Regions from separate parts of the Homo sapiens genome. Here all the other regions are linked to region 3. Evidence: chromatin loops called from intact Hi-C (ENCODE). Cell type or tissue: heart left ventricle. All regions are shown on one strand.

The links. Hi-C counts contacts between places; a loop is a spot of excess contacts. Peaks named below come from ENCODE experiments on the same cell type or tissue, not always from the same donor. Only the 100,000 strongest peaks of a DNase experiment are listed, where the experiment ranks them.
Region 1: it touches region 3 in a loop (4-fold over the local background); 8 of 110 quality-filtered maps call a loop at or near these places.
Region 2: it touches region 3 in a loop (2.3-fold over the local background); 7 of 110 quality-filtered maps call a loop at or near these places.

Annotation. Positions count from the first base shown.
Region 1 is chr2:30,623,994-30,631,993 of GRCh38, forward strand. The region is part of intron 5 of LCLAT1 (lysocardiolipin acyltransferase 1); the gene reads left to right. Among named protein-coding and RNA genes, the nearest start is that of CAPN13, 180 kb to the right of the region's middle. RefSeq lists a silencer at 1,376-1,576 and an enhancer at 3,204-3,543. In heart left ventricle, no CTCF peak of the experiment used is centred here; no DNase peak of the experiment used is centred here; H3K27ac peaks cover 1,050 bases.
Region 2 is chr2:30,611,713-30,619,712 of GRCh38, forward strand. The region is part of intron 5 of LCLAT1 (lysocardiolipin acyltransferase 1); the gene reads left to right. Among named protein-coding and RNA genes, the nearest start is that of LCLAT1, 170 kb to the left of the region's middle. RefSeq lists an enhancer at 1,241-2,238. In heart left ventricle, no CTCF peak of the experiment used is centred here; no DNase peak of the experiment used is centred here; H3K27ac peaks cover 774 bases.
Region 3 is chr2:30,687,955-30,695,954 of GRCh38, forward strand. No RefSeq gene overlaps it. Among named protein-coding and RNA genes, the nearest start is that of CAPN13, 120 kb to the right of the region's middle. In heart left ventricle, a CTCF peak has its summit at 4,640; DNase peaks (open chromatin) are centred at 1,128 and 1,733; H3K27ac peaks cover 6,275 bases.

The sequences.
Region 1 (8,000 bases), 64 kb before region 3:
TTTGTATCCAGCGAAACTAAGAGCTTCATAACTGAAGGAAAGATACAGTCTTTTTCAGACAAACAAATGCTGAGAGAATTTGCCATTACCAAGCCAGCACTACAAGAACTGCTAAAAGGAGCTCTAAATCTTGAAAAAATCCTCAAAATACACCGAAATAGAACCTCCTTAAAGCATAATCTCACAGGACCTATAAAACAATAACACAATGAAGAAAACAAAAAAGGTATTCAGGCAACAACTAGCACAATGAATAGAATAGTACTTCACATCTCAGTACTAACATTGAATGTAAATGGCCTAAATGCTCCACTTAAAAAATACAGAATGGCAGAATGGATAACAATTCACCAACCAAGTATCCGCTGTCTTCAAGAGACTCACCTAACAAATAAGGACTCACATAAACTTAAGGTAAAGGGGTGGGAAAGATACTCCATGCAAATGGACACCAAAAGTGAGCAGGAGTAGCTATTCCTATATTAGACAAAACAAACTTTAAAGCAACAGCAGTTAAAAAAGACAGTGAGGGACATTATATGATGACAAAAGGACTGGTCCAACATTAAACTATCACAATCCTAAATATGTATGCATCTAACACTGGAGCTCCCAAATTTGTAGAACAATTACTACTAGACCTAAGAATGAGATAGATGGCAACACAATAATAGTGGGGGACTTCTGTACTCCACTGACCAGACTAGACAGGTCATCAAGACAGAAAGTCAACAAAGAAACAGTGGACTTAAATTATACCCTAGAACAAATGGACTTAACAGATATTTACAGAACATTCTACCCAACAACTGCAGAATATACATTCTATTCATCAGTACCTGGAACATTCTCCAAGATAGACTATATGATAGGCCACAAGTCCCAATAAATTCGAGAAAAATGAAATTATATCCAGTACTCTCTCAGACCACAACAGAATAAAACTGGAAATCAACTCCAAAAGGAACCCTTAAAACCATGCAAATACATGGACATTAAATAACCTGCTCCGGAATGATTATCAGGTCAACAATTAGAAAATTATTTGAACTGAATGATAATAGTGATAGAACCTATCAAAACCTCTGGGATACAACAAAAGCAGTGCTAAGAGGAAAGTTCATAGCATTAAATGCCTATATCAAAAAGTCTGAAAGAGCACAGACAATCTAAGGTCACACCTCAAAGAACTAGAGAAACAAGAACCAAACTCAAACCCAGCAGAAGAAAAGAACCAAGATCAGAGCAGAACTAAATGAAATTGAAACAACACAAAATACAAAAGATAAATGAAACAAAAAGCTGGCTGTTTGCAAAGTTAAATAAAATTGGTAGACCATTAGTGAGATTAACCAAAAAATGAAGAGAGAAGATCCAAATAAGCTCAGTTAGAAATGAAATGAGAGCTATTACAACCAGGGCCATGGAAAAGACAAAACTGCTATCTGTAACTTACCAGAGACCTTCTACTCTCTAATTGTCTTACTCCTGAAGACAGCAGCTTGCCCCCTACCTCACTGATAATATCCCATCTTCAGCCAAATTTACTTTTCCTCTCAATGGAGAAAAGAAAGAAATTGTAGTAAACTCTGTTATATGCAAAATCACACAGAAAGATGGTAGGGAGATTAATAACATTAGACTTTATATTGGGGCATATTTTTACAGGGTTAATCTGTATTGTTATATATTTTGTAGATTTACAAGAATGTAATTTAAACAGTCTGCTATAGTTTTGATGGGTACAAAACCAGGTCAGTCTGACTCTGTAGCTCCTGTTCTTAATATGCCATTTTTAGAAAGTAAAGTAGCATAGTGGAAAGGCTTTAGAGTCATACGATAAGTGACCACTAACTGATCTTCAACAAATGACTTCTCTGTGGCTCAGTTTCTGCAAGTATAAAAGAAAGATAATTTCTCAAGGGCTCTTACGATACTTAAAAGTGACTGTGTGCACTGATAAACTGTAAGGGCAAGCATTTCTTTTTCTGTTCACCCATGTACCCCAGATGACTACAGCTGTGACTGGCACCGTGAGTGCTCTGTAGATAATTTGTGGCATGAATAATGCCTGGCACATCAGAGGCACTCAATAAATAGTAATAGCCACGTGCTTCATTAATCACCTTCAATCCTAACATCAGAACATAGAAACTATAATAATATGCTGTCTCTGGTCTCATTTATTTCAAAGACCAGCAAATTAGTAGATTATGCACATGCTCATGCCTCTTTTAGGCTTTTGTTGTTTCATTTGCAGGGGTTTTGGCAACTTGTAAACAAATTTGTTGGGCCCAACAGTAAGATAAAATATACTTTGTTACTGCTCTTGTTTTCACATTGAATTTTGAATGCCCTGTCTGAAAAATGATAATGAAAACAAGGTATATGAATGTAAAGGATTATGAGTACATGAATTTACACATGTATATATGTTGTATACAAGTCTTTGTGATTTTCTCACGTGTGTAGATTCATGTTTTCGTAATCCTTTAAGCTCTTCTGTATTTATGATTTTAGTTTACTGTATGTAATCTTAAATACTTATGCTTTTTCCCCTCAGTCAGATCCATAGGGTTTAAGTATCTTACTCATCTTGTCAAATAACTAACTTCTGCATTTATTTTTTAGTTTTATTATATTAAGTACTGCTTTTTATCTTTAGTAATTTTCTCTTTCTCTTTCCATTTGTATTCTTTTTTTTCTCCCTCTAATTTTCAATATGAGTAGTTTCTCTTTTTCAGTTTTCCTCTTTAGTAATGAAGCATGTAAGGTCATAAATTTTTCTTTCTATTGCAGTCTTCATTGTATCCTATAGATTCTCTTTTTCATTGCTTTTTAGATAATTCGTAATTTTCCTTTTGATTTTATCTTTTATCCATGGGTTATCTAAACTTTTTTTAAAAAGAGGAATATTTTATTATTTATTTTTATGGAATCTTGATGTGAGAATGTGCATCATAAAGTCTCAGTTTTTACAAAATGTGTTTAAATTGTCTTGCCACTAGGTAAGTAATCAGATTTTTTATAAATGCTCATGGTTACTGATACCTTTAAAATATTTTTGAGTATCAGATGGGTCTGTGAGAAACACACTCACCCATCCAAACCCAAAGAATGGACTTAGAGGCACAAAGAACAGCAAAAGTGAGACTTATTTTAATAGCGATCTTGCAAGATGGGGTGTCTGGTGGGCAGGCACACCCAGGCCAGCTACAACAGATAATTTATCTCCTAGCACACAAGTCCCTCCCCCAGTTCCCCATTGGTCGAGTACTCTGGGGTTACAATCTTCTCTGATGTCACCTAAGTCTCATTATCCGCCTTATAAGGTTATACCCTGGTCCCCTTCCCCACTTAAGTTTCGATTTCCCAATAACGAAACTTTCTTCGCTTTTAGAGGCTGACCCCTCCTCTACATTCTGTTTCCTTATTTTGTGACCTTCTAGGTGCATGAGCCATGCAGTTTGTTATGTTCGCAGGCTAGCTGCCCGTACTTAGACTTACTATGCCTTAAAAATGGACCATTTAAAATGTTTTCTCACAGGTCTGTATAAATCTATTAAGTCACATTTATCAATAGCTATTCAGTTCCTTTATTTAACTAGTTTTTATCACTGGAGTTGTTCAGTTATGGTAGAAATAGTGAAGCCTACACTATAATTTTATTATTTTTCAATTTCTCTTTGGATTTCTTTCTTTTTTCCTTTTAACTACAAAGACTGGTTCATACAGGTCTTTGACTAATATTTTCTTTTAAAAAAACATTCTACTCTTAGATGCTGAAAAGATATTTGATAAAGTCAAGCCATTCCTAATAAACACTAGGAAAATAAAATAGAAGTTAACTACTTTAATATGATTTTTACCAAAACTCAGCAGTCAGCATCTTATATGCTAAAGATCTCATTTTAAAACTCACATTTTAAATTCAAAACTTTAAGTAAATGTTAATGAAAGCAATAAAACTACCAAAAGACTGGAAAATTGACCATAAAACTGTTTTTGCTGCAATCTATAAGGTCAAAAAGTCTAGTAAAATTTCAATTACAATAAAAAAAATTTGTAAGTTGGCTATATATATACAACAATAGAGTTGTCCCTATTCTAGCAGTGATTACCTAAAAACAGAAATAGAAACACATGTTGTATTCACAATTATGTTCTATTCACAATTATGTGATAAAAATTATGAAATTGTTTAGGAATAAATTTTTTAAAAAACATCACAGAAGCTATGTGAAGAAAACTGAAATTTATTAGAAGACATAAAATAAGATTTGAGCAAAAGGAAAGAAAAAGCATACCATTTTCTTGGTTGAGAAGAGGATATAAAATTGCCAATTCTTCCAAAACTGTTATGTAAATATAATGCAAATGCAATTGCAGGACAGGTTTTTTGGGAGGGATATAAGGTATTTGTTTTGGAATTGAATTAAATGCTCTTCAAGTTTGTATTGCAAAACAGTTGTTCCAGGAGAAGCCAAGTATAGTTTGAAAAAGAACACAGAGGCACACTTGCTTTACCAGATATTGAGTCACTAAGGAAAACAGTGTGATCTTGAAGCAAGAATACTCACAGATCAGTGGAGCAGAAGAGAGAAGGGAAACTAGATATCTATATATGTGAGAATTTAATAAATGACCAAGTTGGTATTTTAATACAAGAGGAAAGGAGATCGGTGCCATAATTGAAATACCAACTTGGTATTTCAGTACAAGGAGAAACGAGGAGTTGTTTTGCTTGAAAAACTGATATCCATTTGAAAGAAAGTAAAGCTGGATTATAAGGCTAAAAGAAAAAAACGTATTTCATCTTTCAGAGAAATATAGGATACATGTATATTAGGGACTGACAGACAAAACTAGGAATCCAGAAGCTATAACAGAAATTTTCTTGACTAGACACACACATGGGTTGGAAAAGATGCCATGAAGTCAATTGATAGATAATGGATTTATAAAAATACTTGCAACACAGTGTACAGAGGACTAATAATCTGTGATAAAGAAGGGACTTTGCAAATTGACTAGATAGAGACAAACAACTTATAGAAAATGGATAAAGAAAATGAAGCTGCATTTACAGAGGAGCAAATCCAACAAAATAAACTCAAGAGTGGCTATATGGCAAAATTAGTATGTAGAAAACATTTACTCTATATATGGTAGAGGGTAAAGAACTCTTGCAAAGTCATAAGAAGATGACAAATAAATTATATTACCACAGTGTTTTTCCAATAAACTTATTTTTTCTCATCAAAGACATAAAAATACAAAATGAGGCTGAGCATGGTGGCTCACCCCTGTAATCTCAGCACTTTGGGAGGCTGAGGCAGGTGGATCACCTGAGGTCCGGAGTTCGAGACCAGCCTGGCCAACGTGGCGAAACCCTGTCTCTACTAAAAATACAAAAATTAGCCGGGCATGGTGGTGGGCACCTGTAATCCCAGCCACTTGGGAGGCTGAGGCAGGAGAATCGCTTGAACCCGGGAAGTGGAAGTTGCAGTGAGCTGAGATCGCGCCATTGCACTCCAGCCTGGGCAACAAGAGCAAAACTCCATCTCAAAAAACAAAAAAAAATTATATACTTGGGCAATTTTCTTAAATTACAATACCAAGCATTAGTAAGAGTGTGAAAAGGAAAGCACTGTTATACATTTTTGGTGTGCATTTAAATTGATGTTTCTGGTCAGTTTCCGACATGTAGCTAAAGCCTGTTAAGGTGTTCATATCCTTTTTAGTTAAGCTTATGAAGGTATCTATTTAAACGTGATTTTTGTGGAAAAAACTTAGAAATATGAAAACTTTTTTTAATGTGATATCTATATCATCAAATATTGTGCATCTATAACATGTTTTAGAAAGTCTTTAACAGCATCGATGGAAAGATGCACGAAAAATAAATTATATGACAGTATTACAGTATGGTTCCATTTCTAGATCTTTTTTTTTTAAGGTACATGTTATGTACGTATTTGTCTGCTAGAGAGGCCATAACAAGATAACACAGACTGAGACTGAGTGACTTAAACAAAAGGAATTTAGTTCCTCACTGTTCTGGAGGCCAGAAGACCAAGATCATGTGTTGGCGAGGTCAGCTTTTCCTGAAGCCTCTCCTTCATGGCTCGCAGATGGCCACTTTCTCACTGTGTCCTCACGTGATATTCTTTGGACATGAACATTCCTGGTGTCCCCTCCTCTTCTTATGAGGACTCCAGTCATACTGGATCAGGGCCTCACCTTTTTTGCCTCATTTAATCTTAATTACCTCTTTAAAGGCTTATCTCCAAGTATAGTCACATTGGGGGTTAGGGCATCAACATAAGAATCTTGAGGATACAATTGTCTATAACAATATCCACTTCCATAGGTGTTTTATGTGAATAAGTATCACCTGAACTTTGGGGAGGAAAAAACAAATGGAAGGATATATACCTGAAGGAAATCAGTTGGTATGATTCAAGTTTTTTTCTTCTATAGACTTAACTTGCATTTTCTTCATTTATCTATAGTAACTTCTATTACCTTTTGTAATAAGGGAAATATTTTTTGAATTCAGAGAAAGTATCACATGAAAAAAGTAAGTGATAATGCTAATATAAAATTTTATGTCTAAATATGAAGCACAGAGAAAACAGCCTTCTACTTTTTTCAAATAATCTTGAAGGCCCACATGTAGGACTATCTGTAGTTTTTTATGAACCCTGACTCTTCACCTGAGAGAAGTCCATTTCTCAGCATTGGCTTTTTAGGATGAATGGCATTGAGTCACTTAAAAGGGACTTGACCTCATATGAGCCAAAATGTACTTTGAAATAAAGTATGAATCTTTAAGGTGATACTGGAGAAATGCTTCCTTAGGGTCCACATATATATCAGTCAGAGATTTGCATGCTGTTAGGGTAACAGTAGATGGTAAATAGAACACTCAAAAGAAATAGAAAGCCTGTTCAAAAACAGAAAATGCCAAAAATTTCTCCTGTAAGTTGTAATTGATGATTAACTCCCACCAGTTGATACTGTATCAGTTAGCATACTTTAACTACTTATAGCCAAAAACCTGATTTAAACCAGGTTGAAAGGTAAGGAAATGCATTGACACAGCCACAACTTTAGCAATAGGTTATGTTTAAAGGTTAGATTTTGGCACCCAGCCATCTGAGCTAGGTCCTGGTACCTTCTATCTCCATTCTGACCTCTATGGTGTCAGCTGTATGTGGTTTTCTTGTGGCTTTCTGTATGTGGTTTTCTTAGGGCTTTCTCTTGGGAGCAAGACAACTTTCTCTAGAAGCCCTAGACATACTCCTCTCATGTCTCATTGTCCCAAATTGAGTAGTGAACTTATTCCTGAACCAGTCCCCAGTAACGGATATAGGGTTGCCATGATTAGCTCAGGTCAGTATCCTAAAGGCTATGTTTCTGTGCTATGGGAGAGGAGTAGACTGAATGTTAGAAAATAAACCACAGCATGCCCTACACCACACTTGGCATCTCTCACAAAGGAAATATTCAGGGTGCTGAAGGGCCAGTGTGATTATAATTTATATGATGCCCTTGAAGTATCAAGATGTTGCCAGATCCAGTAGAGGTCAATGTTTATCACACTTGCTAGGAAGCTCAGTATAGTAGCAAAGTTACTTTTCCTTTTATTTTTAATGCATTATGTGAAAAATATTCCTTGCAAATTTCAGATGTTTTCACTGAAGAAGCTTGAAATTAACATGTACTCAGCCTTGACTTTCCACGGTTTTAAATTGTAGAAATTATCAGTAAAATATAGACATAGTAGATAAGTACTGTTAATAGCTAGGCACTTGGGGCTATTCATTTTTTTATATATGAGAGTTCCAAGAGCTGTGATTTAAATTTCACATTGCTTCTTTAACTCCAGCCTCAGCAAGTGCATACTGTTATTCAGATTTTCAGTGATCTATTAATGTGTTAAAGTCAAATTTTGGAACATGTTGACATATTTTTATTCTATCTGGAAAATTAAA
Region 2 (8,000 bases), 76 kb before region 3:
TAGCAGCAAAGAAGAGCTTACTTCATCTGGGTCAGCTGAGGGAAGTGGTTCATGAACCGCTTAGCAGACCACTTGAACTAATAGGAGGAGGATGACGCAGAACTCAAGTGAAGTACTGTGGTCATTTGCAGAAGAGTTTCTCCTGGGAGGAGGTCAGAGTAGAAATGGGCGTATCATGCCCATAAGGCAGCAATTACTGTTTTCAGAGCCGTGTCTGCACTGATGGAAATGCCAGCTCTGTGAAATTTTTTTCAAGCTGGTGGGACTCCCATGTGTCCTGTGGATAGAAAGAAAAAAAATAGCACAGTAGAAAATGAAGCTTTCTTTTCTGTGAGGAAAAGACTTTCTGTGAGGAGGTTGGTGGTTCTATTTAAAGACACAGTCTTGAGAGTTGATTAGGAAACAAGTACTTCTACAGTAATACCTTAATTAATGAAGAGGCTATATTCGGGAATGTTTAATGAAGTTTCTGTTGTTATCAGAGAGAAAATGAAGCAAGCACAGGGGATTGCATTCCAGAATGTCAGGAAAGAATTTCAGTTTAAAAACAACACTGTATGTTTAACATCGTCAAATATGCCATAACTAAAGAGTATTTATATCACGGTTTGAAGGGAGAGGGAGAGAGGAGCATATCAAACTAACATAAGCTCCTTAAACCTATAAAAGGCACCTATCATCATTGAAGAGGTCTCTAGCTTCCTGTCCTTGTGGCGCCCTGTGCCTATTCAGATGTTGGTCATTTAGTGCTGTTGACCTACTGTTAACACCACATACATGTGACCTTGACTTCCCAGTATATCCTCTGAAACATTATTATCTCAGCTTGCCTGACAACTCATGAAGAACCCCAGTGCTTTAACAATAATATAGTGATTGCACAGATTGCAAGTAGCAGAACTACAGAGTATCTAAGGCTTGGCAAAGAATGTCTCATGTCCAGAACAGAAGCACAAATTCCTGTCTGCCTTCTCTGCTATGGTCTGAGGGATCATTAATCACAATTACTTTCCAGCGACAGTCTCTCATAATGCACCTTTCTACTGCAGGCTGTTAGGGAAGGCTCTATTCTTAGGCTCTCTGCCAAGAAGTACCCCAGAGACAGAAGCTCAGCTCAGTTTCCCCTTTTCTGCTTATTCAATTTATATATTTCCTGAGCTCACTGAAGCAGCACAGGAATACACCAATGAATAAAATAAACAAAAATTTAGACAATAAGTACGTAAAATTTATAGTATGTCAGATGATGGGGCTTACAGAGAAAATAAATCAAGGAAGAGGGAAGACTGAAGTAGGGTAGTCAGGGCTCCCCTGAAAAGAGGAATTTGGGGGAAGAGGATCCCTAGTAGAAGGAACAATAACGTGCCTGAGATGAGAATGTGCCTAGTGTGTTCAAAGAAGAACAAGAGATGCAGTGTGGCTAGACCAGATCAAGTCACATGAGCAGTAGCAGAGAATGAGGGCAGAAAGGTAAATGTTTGCCAGATAGGCCACCATGGGAGTTTGGTGTTCTCTCTGAGATGGGCAGCCACTGGGGAGAAGGGGTGAAGGGGGAGGGGTTATAAGATTGTGACTGACATTATTAAAGGATTACTCTGGCTGTAATGTTAAGAAAAATCTGTAGGTCGGGCAGGTGGGCAAACAGAGAAACCAATTAGAAAGTTATTTGTAATAATGCAGGAAAGAGAAGTGGAGAGTGAGGTAAAATTAGTGAGGTTGCAAAAAATGGCTGGATTCTAGATACATTTTAAGGTGGAAGTGTAGGGGTGGGTTGCCCCTACACACCTGTGGGTGTTTCTCGTAAGGTGGGACGAGAGATTTGGAAAAGAAAAAGACACAGAGACAAAGTATAGAGAAAGAAATAAGGGGAACCGGGGAACCAGCGTTCAGCATATGGAGGATCCCGCCAGCCTCTGAGTTCCCCTAGTATTTATTCATCATCTGTGGGTGTTTCTCGAAGAGGGGGATGTGTCAGGGTCACAAGACAATTGTGGGGAGAGGGTCAGCAGACAAACATGTGAACAAAGGTCTTTGCATCATAGACAATGTAAAGGATTAAGTGCTGTGCTTTTAGATATGCATACACATAAACATCTCAATGCTTTACAAAGCAGTATTGCTGCCCACAGGTCCCACCTCCAGCCCTAAGGCGGTTTTTCCCTATCTCAGTAGATGGAGCATACAATCGGGTTTTATACCGAGACATTCCATTGCCCAGGGACGGGCAGGAGACAGATGCCTTCCTCTTGTCTCAACTGCAAGAGGCATTCCTTCCTCTTTTACTAATCCTCCTCAGCACAGACCCTTTACGGGTGTCGGGCTGGGGGACGGTCAGGTCTTTCCCTTCCCACGAGGCCATATTTCAGACTATCACATGGGGAGAAACCTTGGACAATACCTGGCTTTCCTAGGCAGAGGTCCCTGCGGCCTTCCGCAGTTTTTGTGTCCCTGGGTACTTGAGATTAGGGAGTGGTGATGACTCTTAAGGAGCATGCTGCCTTCAAGCATCTGTTTAACAAAGCACATCTTGCACCGCCCTTAATCCATTTAACTCTGAGTTGACACAGCACACGTTTCAGAGAGCACGGGGTTGGGGGTAAGGTTATAGATTAACAGAATCTCAAGGCAGAAGAATTTTTCTTAGTACATAACAAAATGGAGTCTCCTATGTCTACTTCTTTCTACACAGACACAGTAACAATCTGATCTCTCTTGCTTTTCCCCACATGGAAGCAATAGGATTTTTTGATGGGTCGGGTGTGGAGTATAAGAAAATGAGAGGGAACTAGTGTGACTGCAAGGTTCTTGGCCTCAACTGAAGGAAAGGCAGTTTTGCCTTTTAACTGCAACAAAGACTGTGGTAAGTACAGGTTTTGGGGGAAAGGCCAAAAAGCAGTTCCATTTAAGCCATGTTAAGTTTGAGCTACTTATTAGATATCCATAGGGAGTTATGAAATTAGTAAATATGTGAGTCTAGAAAGGAGAGAGGCAGGAGATACACATTTGGTAGGCATGACCACATATGATATTTAAAGCTGCAAGACTGAAAGAGATCACCTAAGGAATGAGTGTGGATGGAGAAGAGTAAGATCCCAGCCTAGTTAATAGTAGGCAGTACAATATTAGGGATCGGAGAACCAGGCCATCCACAAAGAAGACTTCAGAGTGGCCTGTGAAGTTGGGGAAAAGCCAAGAGAGTAAGGTGACCAGGAAGCCAAGAGGGAGGGAGGCATTGGATTTGGTACATAAAGGTCACCGAGGACAGTTCTGGTGGAATGATGAGGGCAGAAGCTTCATTGGCATGGGTTCGAGAGAGAAATGAAAGAGGATTGAAGACAGTGAGTATAGACAGCTCAGGAAGTTTAGCTGTGTAAGTGAACACAGAGATGAGTGGTCACTAGAAGGAGAGGTGAGCCAAGAGGGAATGATGGGAGAAGTTATAATATGTTGATGGTCAAGATAGAATGACTGATTAAAGGGGAATTGCTGGGGCTCTGTTCCTGAGTAGGCAAGAGCAGGTGAGATAGAAGACATAGGTGGAGGGATTGGCCCTAAATACATGCGTGGACAGATCCTCCTTATGAAAAAAAGAAGGCAAAGTGTATGAACTCACACAGTAGTAGGAGAGTATATAGGGTGGTACGAGTTGTGCAAATTTCTTTTGATTGATTTTCTCAGTGAAATAGGATGAGAATGAAGGATAGTGAGGAAGTTATTGGAAGTTTTTGAGAAAAGCAAAGTCATGAAGTCCTCAAATCCAAGCAACTGGGACACAGAATGGACTAAGGAAATATGTATGTTGAGCAGTACTAAGGAGCTGCTTTTGGCCAGTGATCAGGAATTTACCAAGGACTCCCACTAGCCTTCATTCCCTGCCGAAAAACTTAAATACTTCCACCAAAACTTGTGCCTAATAGGCTCAAATAAGTTTCTGGGAGAAAAGAGACACCACATATCAAAAAGTCTTTCTCCATAAGACTTATGTAAATGTGTAAAGTGAAAGGAAATAAAGCCTTAGGAACTGGGCATTCAAATCTAGTTTGGCTTATGCACTTTGAGTCTGTGGTAAGGAATTTATCTGGGAAAGGTACATTATATACTGCAAAAAACACATCAAGAGTACTAAATCAGATTACTTGCCGGTTACGTCTTCAGACTGATTGAATGATCAAGACTTATGACATCTATTCACATTGGAGTATAATCAGTGAATTGATCAGCTTGTGTAAGGGATTGAAATGAGACCCTTCCCTACCTTGGAAATGGGTAGAGGGCACTAGACAGAGGGAGAGTTGTGGTCTCCACTGAGTTAGTCTTCACAGTTTACCCAGGCCAGTTTCATCTATAAGAACTGTGCATGTGTAATTAGAAGCTACTCAAAGGTGATTTTGACACAAGCTGTCACACCATGTGCACAGCTGATAGGGAATGTTGCTGTTGAATTGCAATGGTAAGTGAACGGTTTTTTTGTTGTTGTATTTTGGTTGCTGGTGGAGGGAGTACTTAGCAGGAGAAAGTTGAAATGGATGTTTAAACCAGTTTCCAAATGTGTTGAGTTTCTGAATCATAGTATTGATTAAAAGCAAAAATACATCCTTCAAATCTGAATCAAACAGATTAGATGCCATACTGTCATTGTAATATTTGCTCTGAGTTTTACAGGAGGAATTGAAGGGTGCAAGAGTGTGTGTATGTGTTTGTTTTGTTTGATACACCTAAGCCCTGCTACTACTGTAGTAATCTAATAAATTAGAGCTATATGCTTCTAAAATATTGATTGCAAGACACATTGTCACTTTTCTTCTAATATTTTTATTGTTTTCTCTGTGAATTCTAATTGAACTATTTGTAACTGCTTCAGAAATATGTTGATGTAACCTTTTTCCTTTCTAGATAGTAGCAAGAAAACATGGTAGTTATTATTTGTGACCCTGAAGGAAATTAACGTCCTAGAAATTTTTAAATGTCAGCTTGCACTTAAAGTGATCCCTTAATTAGGGAATTATATCTTGCATTAACCAGGAAAGGAAAAAGGATGCAAAATAACAATGAAAAGCTTGTCGGATATGTTAATGCTTATTTGAATGAATAGGAAAAGATCCTGTTTCAAATAAAATGCTAATACCAAAAAAAAAAAATTGAAATCATACATGTGAATAAATTTGTTTCAAACTCTAAATAATGTTTTCTAACATTTTGGTTTGACAAGAATCCACGCAGCCTTTTAGAAAGCTCTGTTTAGACTATAGCACATATTACAGATTTGTGATATCACTTAAATTTTTTTAGGGGAAATATTTGAGACGCCTTAAAAAAACAGCTTTTAGAGGTAGAATTTACTTGCTGTAAAATGTACTCATTTTAAGTGTACAGTTAGATGTGTTTTATTAAATGTATAGAGCCACATATCTACCCACAGTCAAAATATGAAACATGTCCATCACCCCCAAAGGTTTTCTATGTACCTCTGCAGTCAGGCCCCTTCCCTGAACGTTGGTCCCTGGAACCCACTGATGTGCTTTCTGTCACCATAGTTTTGCCTTTTCTAGATTTTCATATAAATGGAATTATATAGTATGTGGTCATCTGTGTCTGGTTTAAGTTAGAATAATGCTGTTAAGTTTCATCCATATTGCTGCATGAATCTGTAGTTTATTCCTTTTTATTGCTGATTGGTATTGCATTGTGTGGAATATGCCACAATTTCTTTAACCATTCATGGACTGATAGACACCTGCGTTATTTACAATTTTAGGATACTATGTATAAAATTGCTACAGACATTTTTGTATTAATACAAGAATTTGTATGGGCATATATTTTCTTGGGCACATACCTATGCTGTCATTCTCTGGTTTTCCAGAGTGTGTAGACTGTTTTACATGTCCATTAGTATTATTTGAGGGTTCCAGTTGTTCACCATCCTGACCAAAACCTGATATTGTTAGCCTTTTTAACCTAGCCATTCTAGTAAATGTATATTAGAATCTTATTGTGGTTTTGGTTTATGTTTCCCTAATAGTAACTAAAGTGTTAATTTAAGCATCTTTTCCTGGGCTTATTTGTCTTTCATATACCTTCACTGGTGATATGTTAATTCCAATTTTTTATCCAATTTAAAACATTGGGTTGCTTTATTATGGGCTTGCAAGAATGTTTTATATATCTTAGATACAAGTTATTTATAATATATTTGGTTTGCAAACATTATCTTCCAATCTGTGGCTTGCATTTTTATTTCCTTAATACTGTCTTATGAAGAGTAGATGTGTTTAATTTTGACAAAGTACAGTTTTTCAGTTTATGATTTGTGCTCTTCAATGTCCTATGTAAGAAACTGTTGCCTAGTCCAGGTCACAAAGATTTTCTGTGTTCATCTGTTTCTAGACTCTGTTCTGTTTCATTGATCTGTATGTCTAACTCTCCTCCAGTACAATATTGTCTCGATTACTGAACCTTTATAGTAAGTCCTGAAATGAGCAGCTAATGCCAAGCCTCCATCTTTTTCTTTTTCAAAATTGTTTTCTTATTCTAGTTCCTTTGCACATCTATATAAAACTTAGAATCAGTTTGTTAATTTATACACAGAAGCAGACTAGTTTTTATTAGGATTACTTTGAATCTGTAGAGCATTTTAGAGAAATGTAATCTTAATAATATTGAATTTTCCAGTCTATGAACATAGTATATCTCCCATTTATATGGGTCTTTCTCTCAGTCATGTTTTATAGTTTGCATTCTTGCACATATTTTATAAAATTTACAAGTGTTTCATAACTTTGATATTGTAAATGGTGTTTTTAAAATTTCAGTGTTCCAAAGAAGGAAACAGCAGACACTGCGGTCTACTTGACAAGGGAGGGTGGGAGGAGGGAGAAGAGATAACTATTGGGTACTGGACTTAATAACTGGGTGATGAAATAATATGTACAACAAACCCTCATGACGTATGTTTACCTATGTAACAAACCTTCACATGTATACCCAAAGCTAAAAGTTAAAAAAAATAAAATTTCAGTGTTCAGTTATTCATTACTAGTATCCAGAAATAGATTTAATAATGAACTTGTATCCTGTAACCTTGCTAAATCTACTTACCAGTTCTAGTAGTTTTGTAGACCCCTAAGGATTCTCTACATCATAGTTTGTGAATAAAGAGTTTTACTTTTCCTTTTTAATCTGTATGCCCTTTTTTGTTTTTGCCTTATTGCAGTGATTAGAATCTCTAGTGCCAGGTGTCTGGTAACAAGTGCTATCATGTAGATGGTAACAAGTCTGGTAACAAGTGCTATAGTAGAGCTATATGGCTTCTTAATGTTATTTTAGACATGAGGAATTTAGAAGACCAAGAATAGTACACCTAATGACTTGGGTAATTTTTCAAACACATCTTCCTACGTAATCCCTGGTTGAGCATCTCTGCCCTAGTGAGCTGCTAGGAGTAGGAAAAAGGTTGAGAACCACTGGTTTTGATTATACATTAACCTTGTATCTTTATATACTACTTATAGACACTAGAACTAGATAAAAATTTCGCTAGTAATTACAGCCCTAGCTGAGTGAATACTGGTGTTGAAAAGATGGTAATATGAAACTTACTTCCCCACATGGCTCTAACACCAAAACCATAGCATTCTCTTTTGGATTCAGGCTCCAGACCACCAGATCTGCTTTCCAGCTCACCCTGGCATTAGTCAGTAAACCTCTATAAGGTATCTGCATTCCTTGCCACCTTCACTTTCCATCTTATCCCACCAATAAAGGTTTTTACAAATATGAAACTTTACAAGATATTCTAGTGCTAATAAAAAAGATACTTTACTCATGCACCTATTTTTAAAAGAATTTCTGGTTGTTTTCCTTGTGAATAAAGGATTGGGATTAACTGAAAAACTGGGCTGAATTAGAGGTCAGGAAGGCCACTATTCAACCCAGCCCAGGTAAATAACTTTGTCATTAATAAGCTGAGCATGCCAAATGCAGCAAGAATTCATTTTGAG
Region 3 (8,000 bases):
AGAGCAGTCCCACCTTTATATGATGTCACGCTGGCCTTCCTGAAACACTCTTTTTTTTTTTTTTTTTTTTTTTTTTGGAAACGGAGTCTCACTCTGTCACCCAGGCTGGAGTGCAGTGCTGCGATCTTGGCTCACTGCAATCTCTGCCTCCCAGGTTCAAGTGATTCTCCTGCTTCAGCCTCCTGAGTAGCTGGGACTACAGGTGTATGCCACCAGGCCCGGCAAAATTTTGTATTTTTAGTAGGGATGGGGTTTCACCATGTTGGCCAGGCTAGTCTCAAACTCCAGACCTCAAGTGATCCACCTGCCTCAGCCTCCCAAAGTGCTGGGATTACAGGTGTGAGCCACCGCGCCCAGCCCCTGAAAAACTTTTTTTGAACAAAGGGATCTGCACCCCCAAAATGTATGCAGGCCAACCTAGGTCCTTCCAGCCCTGCCCCCACACTGGCTGGTTGGGAGCATTGTTCAAGGTTATGCCAGTAGAGCAGCCCCTCTCTTCCTCGTTAAGGCAGCCTGGTGAAGCTTTGAATCCCTCCTCAGAGCTATATTTTTAAATGCATGAAACAGAAGACATAGGATAACACCAATTACATTGAAATACAGTTATCACAATATTTTTATAGAAGCTAAAATTTTTGATATCACATCACAGATTCTTGTTAACACGACAAACAAGATCTAGTGACAGATCTCGCAACCCCCATAATTCTGAAGCAGTGATTAGCTTAAACAATAATTTCAGATATCGTAACAAATGCAGTGATATGAAATGTAACTTTGATTTCTACTGGCAAGTCGCAGATGCTGCTAAAATGTCTGAGGCCTGTTGACTACATTCAGAAGAGCAGGAGATACTCAATTTCAGTGGAAGGTTAGTGAAAATAAGGATATAAATTTTTTCCCCATTCAAGTTCACAGACCCTTCGAATTCTCTCCACAGCCCCACCGCCCCTGTTGTAAATCCATCAGCACAGTATGCTAGCCATTCGGGTCATTACTGCTAATTATAGCTGTTGTTAGTATTTGCTTCAGGCACAGCTGGCACCATGGCCTGGCTGGTCCCAGCTTCACTCATTCCCTGCTCTCAGTCCTAGTGACTAGCGAGGGAAACGTGTCTGCACAGCTTTTCTCCCTGGATGGAAGCCGAGTGCCTCTGGCCTGGAGCCTGTCCCTCAACCTGTCCCTCCACCAGGGAAAGCTGCAAAAGGGAGTCTGTGGCCTTTCCATCCTGGGTCTGTGGGAGTTCATCAGAGCAGAGGGTGGGCTCCTGACCCAGCCTGTCCTCATGGGAGTGCTGCAAGCTGACACCTAAGAGAGAACTGCCTGATTCCTAGGGTGACCTACCCTGTCAACAGAGGAGGGTGTCTCTGTTGCAAAGGCCTGGGAGGAGGTGGCCGGCAGAGCTTCAGAGAGCCATTCTGGGGTAAGCAGCTTATTTTTCCCTCCCTGCAATGGCTTGTTTTCAGACTCATTCACAGAATGCCCCAGAGGCTATGAGACCAAGGAAAGGGTGACACTTTTCCCCTGCACCTATGGTGGAATGGGCACAGAGGAGAACAAGGCTCGTGTGCCTCCCTACTTCTCAGGAAGGAAACTGCCTGTCATCATTGTTTGCAATTTCTCAGACACCACACAGTGGTGCCAGGTCCCTGTTGGGTGGCCCACCGTTTGAAGGGCTCCTGGCTCAGACTGGAAAATGGAGAAGGCAGGGTAGGGTCGGATGAGCCCAGACAGAGCCAAGAAGGTCAGGGCTGGCAGAGACCTCAGGGGACATGTGACCCTCCTGCCTCATCGCCAGGTGAGGAGCTGGAAGCCGGGTCCCAGTGGGTCAGGCCAGAGCCAAATATCAGCCTTTGTCACCTCTCCTGTGGCCTGATCAGTCAGTGCCTTACAGCCTCTCTGGTGGGATCCCTCATCCCTCCTGGTGACGGGGTGGGGAGAGGACAGACATTCAGCCTGCCAGATCCTGATTTCCTCATTGGTAAAATGGGAAAATGATCATCTGTCCCTCAAAGGTTGGCAGGAGGCCTTCATCTCTTACTAAGTGCCCAGCACAAAGATAACAATAAAATCACAAATAAGAGGTCCCTGCCCCTCTCCCCTTCTGTGCTGAGTTCATCTGGAATCCCCAAGGCCCAGCCTCAGGCCTGGTGCTCAGTGGGAACTTAAAGAATCCCTGTTAAAATAAAGATGGATGGCTCTGACCTCCAAATGCCAAGACCGGGCTGTTTGCAAATCTAAAGGCTCCTAGGCAGCAGTGGGAGGAATTTGAGCAGAAACATGGAACAGCATGTCCAAGGACATAAATTCCAAGTTATTTTTGTTGGGAAATCTGAAGAAAATAATTCCATCCACATTCCCCACGTCGGAACTGTTCTCCCAGGTTGGCTTCAGCAGCGGCCCATTCCAGCCACCCCTCCTTCCTGCAGGCAGAGGTGAGGCCCTAGGAGGGAGCAGGGCAGGCCAAGTACCCTATTCGGGAGAAGGTGTCCCTGGATCATTGCCTTGGCTTGGGAAGATGATGGCACCAGGTGGCAGGGGCTGAGCCACAGGTAGTGGATGGAAAGGGCCTGTCATCTGGGCAGAAACTCAGACCCTGAGGGTCCATGTCCTTAATGAGGGGGGAATGGGGCTGGGAGGTGCCCACGTCACCAGGAAGCATTTCTGATGCTCCCCCTACTACAGGGCTCTCACTTAGCACAGTTTAAACCCAATTTATTCCAAAGTTATATGACTAAAACATCTTTCAGCTTGCCCCCTGTTAAATGTATATTGTATTCATTTACAAATTATTTGACGTAAATTACTGTACAGATCTGTGTATTATACACATTAAAACTTTTAAAAAAGAAAAGCATGGAAAAGTGAAAGGATATAAATAAATGTAAACAGAGCATCCACATTTTGATCCTGCATTGGGAACAAATGAATTTGGTGGACATGCCCCACTCTGGAGACCCCCGGTATAAACTACGCTTGCTTTCATTGCTCTTCTGTTTCTTTGTATCTTGCTTATTTGTTGGTTCAATTTAGTGAGAGCCTCTCCTGCCAGGCAGGGTGGGTATCTTGTTTTTCCACCTGGTTTATAAAGTTGCTAAAACACCAGAACATTAATGCTTTGGGCAGCACATTGTACACAGCTGGTGCCTCATAAAGGCAGTGAACCCCTCCTGAACACCTCCTTTAGTCCAGCTTCGTGGCAGTCCTTAGGGTTTCCAAAAATAAGACCTGCTTCCCACCCTCACGATGCTCACGATCCCGGGGAGAGACAGGCTCACAGAGACCACACTTCTGCCAATGCCCTGCATGTCAGGGAAGAGCTGTGTACACCCTTTGGGGATACTGAGGAAGGAGCAGTAATCACATTGGGGGTGCAAGAGGGGCACCACACAGAGCTGTCTGAGTTGGGCGTGAGGGATGGCTAGGCCCCCTGAGGGGGAGGAGCAAAGGAAAGATGGCAGAAGCAGAGGTGGAGCATGTGCAAAGGACCAGAGGCCTGGAGGTGCATTTCGAGAGGCACAGAGGCACAGTTTCAGAGGCACAGAGGTGCATGATTTCGGGTGTGGCCACTGGGCCATTATGGCTGGAACTCATGGGAAATGGAAGGAGTTGTGACAGAGGAGGCTGGGAAGCTGGGCAGGAGATGTCCATGGAGGTTCTAGGCAGGAAAGTATGTGGTCACTCTACCTGTGTGGCTTTCCTGCCTGTAGGGGCTCAATTGGAGTGTCCTTTTCTCCACCTAGCTTCAGCCCAAGGGAAACAGGGGACCAGACAGCTGGTGAGGGGGCAGCTCAAACTGTGGAAGAAGAGAGGCTCTCTCAGCCCTCCTCCCTCTCCAGTGCTGAGGCAACAACAGGCCCAGGCCACACTGGGGGATGTGGAGATCTGGAGAGCCATGGGCTTCATTCACAGAAGCTGACCCACCACCCCACCACAGCCCCCACTCAGAGGCCTTGGGGCATCCCTGGGGGCTCCAGCCTTGAACAGGGGCTTTGCCTGGCTCTAGTCTGGGGATGTCACCCCAGCTGCCCTCACCAGCTCTGCGTGGGAATCCTGCTTCAGGGCCAGCGGCCCCTCCCTGCCCCTCCAGTGAGTCCATGGCCCTGAACTCCTTCCCCGCTCCCTGCGATGGGAGGCTTGTGGCCTAGATCTGGGGAAAAGCCCCAGAGCCTGAGGCAGCTCCAAGCTGACCTGATCACATCCGCTCTCAGGGGATGGGAGGTGTGAAGATGCTGGTTTCTGAAGTTGGGGGTGGGGGCTGCCCACAGGGGAAAGATCCATGAAGAGGGAGACGACCCCACCCCCACCCGCAGTCTTCCCTGGTACAGCACGTGGCCCTGGGCCTGCGGGATTTTCATGCTCGACCAACTGCCATGGGCCCTAAGCCCTCCTGGTTCAGGCCTCGGTGTGGGGCAGGTGTGGCTGAGAACCAGACTTGGGAATTCAGGGTCAGCCTCAGTCCAGAGGCTGGGAGGAGTTGAGAGGAAGGTCGGGTGTTGCTGAGTCCCAGCTTCAGTAGGAACATGCCTGGTCTTCAGGCACATGGAGAGGCGAGAGAGAACCCCAGGAGGTACTGTCCGGGGCTGGGTCAGCAGGAGCCATTGCTCTGTGCATTGCTCTGTGTCTCCAGTGACACCCAGAGGGCAGAACTGCAGCTGACCCAATGCCGAGGCAGGGAGTGGGGAGCCTTGTGTAAGAGAAATCTGAAGCAAGGTTCAGGATGATCCAGGCCAGTTTAATAAACACAGGATGGAGAGGCCCCAAGCTAGGCCACTTCAGGATGCCCTCAGCCCACAAAGCCCAAAGTAAATCAGAAGTCCCCATCGTCATCTGTAAAGCCTATGGATTGGTTTTCTCACATGGCAAAGGGAACTTTGCAGATGTGATCAGGTAAAGGATCTTGAGATGGGGAGATGACCCTGATTATCCGTGTGGGCTCAATGGAATCACAAGGGTCCTTACAAGAGGGAGGCAAGAGGGTCAGAGTCAGAGAGTAGATATGACCACGGAAGCTGTTGTCCATGTGATGTGGTGCCATGGGCCGAGGAACACGGGCAGCCTCTAGAAGTTGCAAAAGTCAAGGAAGTGAAGACACTCCTAGCTAGAGCCAGAAGGGGCGCAGCCCTGCCACCACCGTGGCTTTACGCCAGTGAGGCTGATTTTGGTGTCTGACCTCTAGAACTGTGAGATCATACATATTTGTCATTTTAAGCTACTCATTTTGTGATAAATTGTTTCAGCAACAACAGGAAAGTAATATGAGGCATGAACTTTTCCAGAGCTAGAGAGGGGTAGAGGTTAAAACTGAATCCAAGTCTGACTCCAAAAGATGTTATGACCTGAATTTTCATGTTCCCCTACAATTCATACGTTGAAGCCCTAAATCCCAGCCCATGAGGCCTCTAAGAAAGTAACTAATGTTAAATGAGGACCTAAGGGTGGGGTCCTGATCAGATGGGATTAGTGCTCTGATAAGAAGAAACAATGGAATACAGTTCTCTCTCTCTCTCTCTCTCTCTCTCTCCTCTCTCTCTCTCTCCTCTCTCTCTCTCTCTCTCTCTCCTCTCTCTCTCTCTCCTCTCTCTCTCTCTGTCTCTCTCTCTCTCTCTCTCTCTCTGACACAGCAAGAAGGTGGCTGCCTACAAGCCAGGAAGAGAGCCCTCACCAGAACCTGACAGTGCTGGTCCCTTCATCCTGGACTTCCAGCCTCCAGAGCTGTGAGAAATAAGCCACTCAGTCTATGATATTTTGTTATGGCAGCTCGAGCAGATGAATACAGATGTTAAGAAGCTCAGAACGCACAGTAAAGGGTGATACTACTTGTCCAGGTAAGAGAGGTGTCCCAGCCTACAGCCAAGCTGGATGGACCAATGCTGAGCCTTGCCTTGAGGCACTGGAAGGGTGCTCCACAGGAATCAGGAGCTGAGAAGCTCAGAACTGCAAAATGGCCCCTAGCCCCTGCTTTTTCATGGAGGAGCTGCAGCTACCTGACAGCTCTCTGTTCTCACAGGGGTTAGGACCCAGGAGCTGCCCTTCCATGATCACAGCTGGCTCGGGCTTCTGCTGACAGGCGAGGCTGGGCTGGCTTGCCAGCAGAACCTCTTATCTCCTTCATGTGGAGTGAGTGGAAGGCAGGGGACCTTTCTTGACACTTGGAAGAGACAAAGCCCAGCTCTACCATGACTGACCACGAGACCCTGGATAAATCACTGACTCATTCCTGTCCTCAGTCTCTCCAGCTGTAGATGGGATGGCAATGTCTACCTCTGCGGACTGTTGGAAGGATCAGTTGCATGTTAGTCTAAGTGGAACTGATGCTCAGCTGGTACACAGTGCTATGACCGCTCTGCCTCCCATTGTCAGGGGCTGGAGTCCCTTCTGGCTGGCAGCTGCCTGCACCTCGCCAGGGATTAAACCATTTTACTCTACCCCTTGGAACTAAATCAAGTATTCTTAAGCTCCAATTACCTGCTACCAACCAGCACACCTGGTAAATACATTTCTATGGGGCTGGCCTCCCGTGCTGAGCTTTTACTTCTCTGTAACAGGGAGGTGTGGATTCTCGAGTGCCTCCCTGTGAGGGAGACATTTGGTCACCTGGAGCCTCTGGCCAGTAGTCTGTTTTAAGCAGCACCATTGTTCCTGCTATTCTCCCCTTTCCAGAATGCCTAGTGGGAAGCCTGTACACTTCCCCCACCTCTTATTCCTGACCATAGTCTGAGAGCTCTGGGAGGGAATGAGGGACTGGGGGACAGTCAAGCAAGGGGAGAGAGCCAGCAGGGACAGCCTCTTCAAGTGACCTTCCCAGATTTTTTTTGAAAGTATCATTCAGTGATACATCTACTCACGATGCTATATTTATCTATGAAAGAGGCAGGATATTTTTGAGCGGATGTAATTTCTGGCTCTCTCCCTTCAAGAAAAAAAAAAGTGTCATTCCTATTCATTTCTTCCTGCCTCTGCTTCTGTCTCTCACACATTTCTTTTGTATAAACATACCCCCCACACATGCACACACACGCACATACACATACACACATCTGTGCACACACACAGAGGCAGGCACATGGTCCAAGAGCTAAAATTCCGTGACTCTCTTTGGCTGATTCAGACTTATCTAGCATGATGCATAGAAAGGCAGATAGACAGGAGGAACAGGAGAAACAAAAAGGAAACTGAGTTTGTTCATTTATATTTTTGCCTCCAACTTCACTGAACACTTAATGTTATGGGAAATTGGATGAGGGCAAGAGAAAGCTCTGAGAGACACCTGCCAGGGTAGCAGTTGGGTGAACCAGGTCAGAAAGAACACTTTTCTCTCTGGCTTCCAAGAAGTCACAGAGAGCAGAGGTACCCCATTTGCAGGTGACCCAAAGCTGAGACCTGGGGTAAGGGAAGTCTGAAGCAAGATTCAGGATTTTTAGGGCAAGCCTGAGGAAGAGTAAGATGAACTGTTACCAGGATGAGCATCTTTCATTCTGCATTTAAATTAAATTACCAACACAAATGCCTCAAGTGTGGGTTGGAGGATTCCTACCTACAGGGTGAGCAGGTGCCTCCTGTGTGATCTGGGCGCTGGGACTGTCAGAGCTGCAAAGGTCTCCAGGCAGTAAATCAGAAAGGGAGGAGGTGGGGGAGCACTTGGCTCCAGGTCTCTTTAGCTGAGTTACAGACAGATGCTGGGTTCAGGTATCAAATAATTGAAGAGAGAGAGAAAAATGACCAAATCTAGAGAAAGGACCAAATTTGAGACCCAGAGAACATCAGCAGAAGGTGTCTTACAGGCTCAAGAACCAGGGGTTTGGGAAGGGAGAGACAGGGTTGGGATCTGGTAGAAAGGGGACAAGAGTTGACCTAAGGGACTCAAACCTAAGGTAATTTCCTAGTGGAACTTGGGCTGTGCTGGGGGCTGCAGAGCCCTGAGCTGCCCCTCCCAAGACAGCAGTTCCAGCGGCTTTTGGAGAATAGGACATTACTTAGTGTATGGATGAGTGGGTAAA